2 separate regions of the Homo sapiens genome follow, and region 1 is linked to region 2. Evidence: chromatin contacts called from ENCODE Hi-C or POLR2A ChIA-PET data. All regions are on one chromosome and are shown on one strand. The core of a region is the stretch at or near the end of the contact, and the rest is flanking DNA. Distances in the headings are between cores, read along the strand shown.

Region 1 (3,910 bases), core at 554-3,053, 44 kb after region 2:
AGAGTTTGAAATCAGCCTAGGCAACATAGACTCCATCTAAAATAAAAAGAGAGAGAGACAGAGAAAGAGAGAGAGAAAGACAGGAGGCCATGTGAAGACAGAAGTGGAGACTGGATCTATGTATCCACAGCCAAAACATGTGTGGGGCCACCAAAGACTGGAAGAAACAGAGGATTCCCCTAGAGTGCCTTCAGATAGATGATGGCCCTGCGGACACCTGGATTTCAGACTTCTGGCCTCTGAACTACAAGAGAATAAATTTCTGTTGTTTCGGGCCACCAAATCTGTGGTGCTTTGTCATGGCAGCCCTAGCCAACTAACACATGGTAAGCATTCTAAGCTTTTGTATTATGAATCCAGCCTGCTCTCCAGCCTCATTTTCCAACTCTTCTCCAGCCTCATGCTCCTGTTTTGCCTCATTTACTATATTGCCTCAAAGCCTTTGCACGTGCTGTTCCACTGCACTAATTACTCTTCTCCATTCTTTACCCATCTCTTCAAGACTTGTTCAGGGAACATAAGTGACCCTCTAGCCTTGCTCACCATCCCACAATGCCTGCTCTCAGCAGCATATAGTTCTTTTCATAGCCCTGTATTATAGTTTGTATCTTTACCAGTGTGATTGTTAGATTCTGCCTCCCTACCAAATTCTAAGCTCTAGGGGAATAGGCACGGTGCCAGTCTAGCCCTGTGCCTGCAGTGCCAGAGCAATCCCTTCTGAATGAAAGAATAGCCACCGTTCCAGTACAGCTGCAGACCCAGGAACCTCCACAGCCTCTGGGAGGGCTGTGAGCTAGAAGGGTGACCACGACATGTATTCTTCAAAGCCTACCACTTCTGCGAGCGAAAAGGGGCACTCTTCACACTTAGGAGTTGCCTGGTTACACTCCCAGCCCTGAATAACAGGCTGTGCCTGCCGGCCACAGGAGCAAGGCGAAGACGAGTCTAACTAGAAGGGGATGGGCTACAACATTTTGGGGGAATAGGGAGAGGGTAATTTAAATTTTGCTTAACTGTCCCTGCATTTAAACTGTTGTCTTCTACATCATGTATTCATTTGTACATTCGTTTGTCCCCCCTCTAGAATGTAAGCTCAGAGGGCGGGGCTTGGCCTGTTTGTTCATTGCTATATCCCACGCTAAGTGCCTGGCGCATAGTAGACGCTCAATAAACATCTGAATGAATGTACTCACAGCTGAGTGTTATGCCCCAAGTGAATAAAGGATGAAGAATCATATAATACTTAAAAATCCAACAGGCCAGGCGCGGTGGCTCACACCTGTAATCCCAGCACTTTGGAAGGCCGAGGCGGGAGAGGCTTGAGCCCAGGAGTTTGAGACCACCTGGGCAACACAGCGAGACCCCGTCTCTATTAAAAAAACAAATCCGAACAAAACCGAGACCTCACAGTTGGAAAGCCGAAGGCTCAAGACCAGAGGGGCAGGAGGCCTACCAACTGCCAAGGTCCTGCGCTCAGGACGATGCGCTGAGGGCCGCGGAGGCTGAGCGGGGGCGCGGTTGAAAGCGGCTCTCACTGACCCCACCTCCGCCCAGCCGCAGCCCCGCCACCACCTCTGGGTCCTCTAACCCCCGGCGTCCCCGCCGCGGCCTCAAGCCCCCTCTTGGCCTCCGCCCTCCTGACATACACTGGCCCTCGCCGCCCCCTCCCCAAATCCCGTCGCACTCCAGGACCCCCCATACCCGGATCCCATAGGGCCTGGGAACGGCCGCGCTCCTGTCTTCGGAATTCCCGCGGCCCCTGGGCCGCGCCGGCGCCGCCCCCGCCCCCGGCCCGTGCGTCCAGGCTGGCGCCGCGCTGCGCCCCCTCTGCGCCGGCCTCTGCGGCTGCGCGCTGGCGGGGCTGAGGCCGAGGGGTGGGGGTCGCGCCGGGGGCCGGCGGAGCTCCTGTGGTGGTAGCAGCGGTAGCGGGAGACGGAGCGAGTCCAGCGGCCGCGGGCAGACCCGGAGGGAACGGAGGAAGCGGTCATGTCTCGCTACACGAGGCCCCCCAACACCTCCCTGTTCATCAGGAACGTCGCGGACGCCACCAGGTGAACGGCCGCGGCTGCAGGTTGGGGGCGCGGAGGAGGGGCGGGGTAACAGCCGCGCCGCGGAGCACGGCCGAGGCCCGGCGGAGGCTCGGGGGAGCTGCGCGGAGCCTCCCCGCGGGCCCAGGCTGCGCCACTTGGGGAGGTGTGAGCCCTCGGACTACTCCGCGGCCCAGGGCGGAACTCGCGCCTCCGCCCTCCCGGCCAGCTTTCAGCCCCGGCGCCGCGCACATCGTGTCCCGGGCCCGCGTCGCTTTCCGCGGTTCAGCACCGCAGCCGGCGGGCCGTGGGACACGGGGCGCCCCTCTCCCGAGCTCAGGTCGCTCCCCGCCGGGAGTCGGGAGGGTTTGCGCTCCAGCGAGTGCCCGCGTTTCAGCTCCTTTGTCGCCGTGCCCCGATAAAATCGCGCGCATCCAACCCTCCTAGATGGAGAGGAATTGGGGCTGGTGAGAACGTTTTGTACCATAATGCGTACTCGGGCCTTACAGTTTCTTTCCCCCAGTTCTGGTCTACTTACAGACGGTGCTGCTTGCATTTTATTCACACAATTTTATTCTGCATACAAAAAATAACTTCAATGAATGAGATCAGTGCGTTTTTCTTTAAAGTTCTGAGTCCAGTATTAACACCCTTTTTAAGGGCGTGAGTATAGGCTCACCTGGTTGATTCTGATGCCCCACCCCTCCGTTGAGAATTTTGTCTACAGAGTGTCTGAACACAGATACTAAGGAATGACTTTTTCATATAGCACTTCCTTCCTTAATGGAGCTGAAGAAATTGGGGGCGGGGGGAGAGGGAACGGTGTTAATAGACATTCTCATTTCACTGGGCTTCATTTACTTCCCCCCAGCCTTTCTACCTATGCAGTACTGTTTTATTGTACATAAGGGAGAGCGGAAACTAAGAGTTTTAATGATTTACCTGGGGCCAGAGAGGTATAGATACATGGAGCTCTTGACTCCATAGTCATCTGAGATGAGTATTATAATTTACCTTTGAGGAGTAAATAAACGTTAAGTATTTTTTATTTTTTAGTTTTTTTTTTTTTTTTAGACAAAGTCTCGCTCTTGTCCCCCAGGCTGGAGTACAATGGCCCGATCTTGGTTGGCTGCAACCTCTGCCTCCCGGGTTCAAGCGATTCTCCTGCCTCAGCATCCAAAGTAGATGGGATTACAGGCGTGTGCCACCACACCCGGCTAATTTTTATATTTTTAGTAGAGATGAGGTTTCATTATGTTGGCCAGGCTGATCTCCAACTCCTGACCTCAAGTGATCCGCCCAGCTCGGCCTCCCAAAGCGCTGAGATTACAGGCATGAGCCACCGTGCCCGGCCAAGTATTTTTTATTTGATCACCGCAAGTACATGTATCACAACTATATGTTGTGGTTAATATATCTTAGTTAACATCTAAAAGGTGCCTTGTTTACATTTCTTCTGTCAGCCTTTTTATCAATATATTACATAGAAAACACGAACATAATTTATGATTTGGGCAGAATTAAAAAACCTTGCAGTTGAACAGACAACTTGAAAATGGAATAAGCATCAAGCCTCTTCAGGGTGTCTGTAGAAAAATCAGAGGTTTCCAATTCTAATGGTTCACAGGGGCCAGCCGGGGTAATATAAACGAGTGAAGCTGCCAGCCTATAAGGCACAGTAGGATGGTGTGGACTATCAAATAGAAATAGAATAGCAAATAGAAAAGGAAATATGCCATCTAAAAGGTGCAGCATCTGCCTCTAGGCTCCAGCTGACAGCTGCCATGTAGACATCTGGACTTATTGTTGATATATCTTACTAGTTGTAAAGAGAAATCAGAAATCTGGATTTTGTATGTGTAATCTTAGTCTTTAGATGCATT
Region 2 (3,714 bases), core at 640-3,139:
AATTCATAGTACCACATATTTTACTTTAAAAGCAGGTCCCATATTAAGGCCTGCTTTTAAAATTGCCACTAAAAAGAAAATATTTTCAATTTGTATATTTAAACCATTAATTTAGATAACATCTTTTAAAGTCTACAAATTTAACATAGCCAAGAGTTGGTATTTGAGAAAAAGGTTTCAGTACAGGGTGTGAACAATGAAAAATTATAAAGGCATGTAATAAAAATGTTCCATAAAAACAAAGATACCTCAAGCAGGTCCACCTATACCTCTAGTTTAGTTTAGAAACTAATTCAGTATTTTAAGAATCATATAATTTTAAACTTTGCACTAAGCCTAACCTTTTTAAAAAATGGTCAGGGCCAGGTGCAGTGCCTCAAGCCTGTAATCCCAGTGCTTTAGGAGGCTGAGGTGGGAGGACTGCTTGAGTCCAGGAGTTCGAGACTGCAGTGAGCTGTGATTACACCACTGCACTCCAGCCTGGGAGAGCAAGAACCTGCCCATTAAAAAACCAAACAAAAATGGGCAGGTGTGGTGTCTCATACCTGAAATCCCAACACTTTGGGAGGCCAAGACAGGAGGATTGCTTGAGCCCAGGAGTTTGAGGCCAGCCTGGAAGCTACAGCGAGCCCCTGTCTCTATTATGTAAAAAAATAAAAATTTTTTTAAAAAAGAGGTTTTCTTATGTGTACCTGAAGCAAAGTAGTAAGTATATCTTTTCTTCTCCACGTTGTACAAGAGATGACTGTAAACACAAAATTAAAACTCATCTTAGGATCATGGTCCATCCACGAAGCTACTTTAAACTCTGATGATTCCAAGCAAGGAAGCAATATTTGCTTATTCAAAAAGTACTGAATATTCAGAGTAAGCAATATGCTAGATACTGTAACAATTTAAAAATACCAACACACATGTGTATTAAAAAGACACTGGCAGGCCGGGTGCGGTGGCTCATGCCTGTAATCCCAGCACTTTAGGAGGCCGAGGCAGGTGCATCACCTGAGGTCAGGAGTTCGAGACCAGCCTGGCCAACATGGTGAAATGCCGTCTCTACTAAAAATACAAAAATTAGCTGGGCATGGTGCCACACACCTGTAATCCCAGCTACTTGGTAGGCTGAGGCAGGAGAATCACTTGAACCTGGGAGGCAGAGGTTGCAGTGAGCCGAGATTGTGCCACTACACTTCAGCCTGGGCAACAGAGCGAGGCTCTATCTTAAAACAAAAAAAGGAAAGACACTGGCTTCAAATATACAATCTGGTAGAGGAATTAATATACGATTAGAGAACAAGTTTACCACCCTATACCACAAAACACTCTCATGGGTGTCAATTCTGAATATAAGGTTTGAAATCTCTTAAGCTTTTAAAAATACACATAACATTTAAGGCTTACAAAAAGGTTTACTAACATATTTTATAAAAATGATGCCATGTATCCTCCAGGTTAAGAAATGGTATCACTACTGTGAAGGTGAGTGGTTGCGGGGTAAAAAAAAAGAAAGAATGGCATCACATACCAGCTCCTGTAATATCATAATCCTATCAAGTACGGATTTGCAAAAATTTTCACTTTAGATATGAGGTAATTAATATGTTTTCTCCACACCCTGTCCTCACTTATCAGGTAAAAAGAATTTTACTCCTTTAAGATTAAAAAACAAGCATGCCTTCATTAAAAGAGATTAAAAGAAAAAAATCATCACGTCTTCTTGATTTATAAGTGGCCCCTAAGTCTTTTATTCTACTGCATTTACAAACTGTTCTTCTTGAAGTTTCAGTTTAAAGTCCTCTCTGATTCCTTCCAGTAACTCTGGTTTAAAAATAACATCCAGTGCCGTCATTGCCAGAGCTTTGGCCGTCCGCAGAGTGTAGAACTGAGCTTCCTGTGACCCTAAAAGGTAGAGAAAATAAAATACCTCCTTACTTATTTAAGCTGTATTTAATTTCACAGGTTAGCTACCCGTATCTCAACTGGCTCTCCAACTGCCCACCACAGTGCAGTATTTACTGAGGTGATGTTATGTAGTGAAATAGTAGGTTAAACAGAAAGGCAGCTACTACCAGAAGAAGAGTGTGTGTGCCAAAACAGTCACATCCAACAACACTTACCAGCAGCTTCAGTGTACTGTTCAGTATGATTCAAGGCATTAGATCCAATGTGAAAATATGGATGAATTCCAGGAACCACAAAACTAACATTTCCAAAATCCGTAGATCCTTGGAACACACAAAGTTAAGAAAAGTCTATTTAAGTATATGTGGTTAAGTATTCTGGAGTTATGAAGTCACAGTCCCTGTTAGAAGAGACGCAGAGAAGTGAGCTTCTTGGAGAGTTGTCCGTATGCTCATGCTTTCATGGGCTCACCTTCCACTGAGTCTGCCACCCACTCCCCTGTATCAGTCACATCTCTCATGAAGGTCACTGCAAACCTGCCCTCACCTTGTCTCACGGCTTTTACTGGCCCTCTTGGCCAGCACTCCACACTGCCACCTACTCCCTTTCTTCTCTTCTGTGACACAGCACTTGCATGGCTTCCCTTCTGCCTCTCTGATGGCCCCTTCTTCTGTCTCTCTTGGGGATAGAGCCCCCTCTACCTGACGATGAAATAATAGTTACGGGAGACTCCATTCCAGGCCCCTTTCTCTTCTTACTGCATATTCTTTCTCAAGATTTTGTCCGTATGTATTGCTTCAAATCACCACCAACTCAAATCTCTTCCCAGTCTCTGCTAAGTTCCATGCTCATACATCCAGTTGCCAGCCTGGTATCTTCTCTTGGATGTCTTCAAGGTAGATCAAACTTAACATATCTAAAGTCAAACTCATGATCTTTCTCTTCTACCTCCACTCCACCTATCAACAGTACCTGCCAAATATCTCAGAATCCTAACGCTCTTTGCATCACCATCACCAACACCTGTCCTCAGCCTATGCTATCATTATCTCTTGCCTGAACTAGAAGTTTCCTAATTGGTCTAGCAGCATCTACTCTATTTGCCGTCTTTTTTTTTTCAATCTTCATTCACCTTTCCAACCTGATCTCATACCATGTTCCCACTACTCTCGATGCCCTAGCCGCTCTAGACACTCACCATGCTCTCCCTGTCACAGGACCCTTGCACATGCTATCCCTGCATCATCTCTGTAACTCTTACTTAACCTTCAAATTCCATCTTAAGCATCATTTCCTCAGCAAAGCCTTACTTACTTCACCTTCCCATAAAGTGAAATTCCTCTAGCATAAGCTCTCACAGAGATGTATTACTCTCCTTTACAGTACTTTTTAATTTTCCATGTATTGGATGATTTGGTTCATGCTTATGTCAGAAACTAAATTATGAGGCTGTATGAGGCAAGAAATAGTATTTGAAATGACTGTGCATCTAGCTTCTCACAGGATTGACACACAGGCACTTGTTGAATAAATCACAGTAAAAACAAAGCCTTATGTTCACTCAATGGATATTTACTGAATGTTTATTACATGTCAAACACCATGCAGGCAAAGTGAGACTACACAGTGATTGGTAAGAGAATAAAGGAATATGTGACAAAGAGTAGCTAACATTTATCTGGAATACTACGTTCCAAACACAATCCTAAGTGCTTTGTATGTATTCTCATTAATATTTAGAACAGTTTCCATTTTAAACATGAAGAAACCAAGGCTTATGGGTATTAAATAACATGCCGATAGTCTCACAGCTGC

The links. Hi-C counts contacts between places; a loop is a spot of excess contacts on that map. ChIA-PET counts read pairs that join two places held with the same protein, here RNA polymerase II (POLR2A). Pooled maps may share reads with other maps.
Region 1: a loop to region 2 is called in a map of sigmoid colon, with 2.1 times the contacts of the local background. The contact joins the promoter of SRSF12 here to the enhancer-like site in region 2. A Hi-C loop is called at or near these places in 1 of 168 maps with a recorded cell type or tissue (sigmoid colon) and 5 of 50 pooled maps. POLR2A ChIA-PET finds 5 or more read pairs at or near these places in 8 of 52 experiments (CD8-positive, alpha-beta memory T cell, GM12878, H1 and 5 more).

The regions. Positions count from the first base shown.
Region 1 is chr6:89,115,964-89,119,873 of GRCh38, reverse strand. It overlaps SRSF12 (serine and arginine rich splicing factor 12), which reads left to right and starts at 1,803. Exons shown (of 5, transcript NM_080743.5): 1 at 1,803-2,051. The coding sequence starts at 1,987. It also overlaps a transcript of PM20D2 not described here. RefSeq lists a silencer at 1,950-2,219.
Region 2 is chr6:89,160,291-89,164,004 of GRCh38, reverse strand. It overlaps PM20D2 (peptidase M20 domain containing 2), which reads right to left. Exons shown (of 7, transcript NM_001010853.3): 6 at 2,115-2,222; 7 at 1-1,896. The coding sequence ends at 1,742. Among named protein-coding and RNA genes, the nearest start is that of PM20D2, 16 kb to the right of the region's middle. Within about 2 kb of position 1,889, at least 8 of the 41 ENCODE cell types and tissues checked have a DNase peak (open chromatin) inside an H3K27ac peak, as active enhancers do.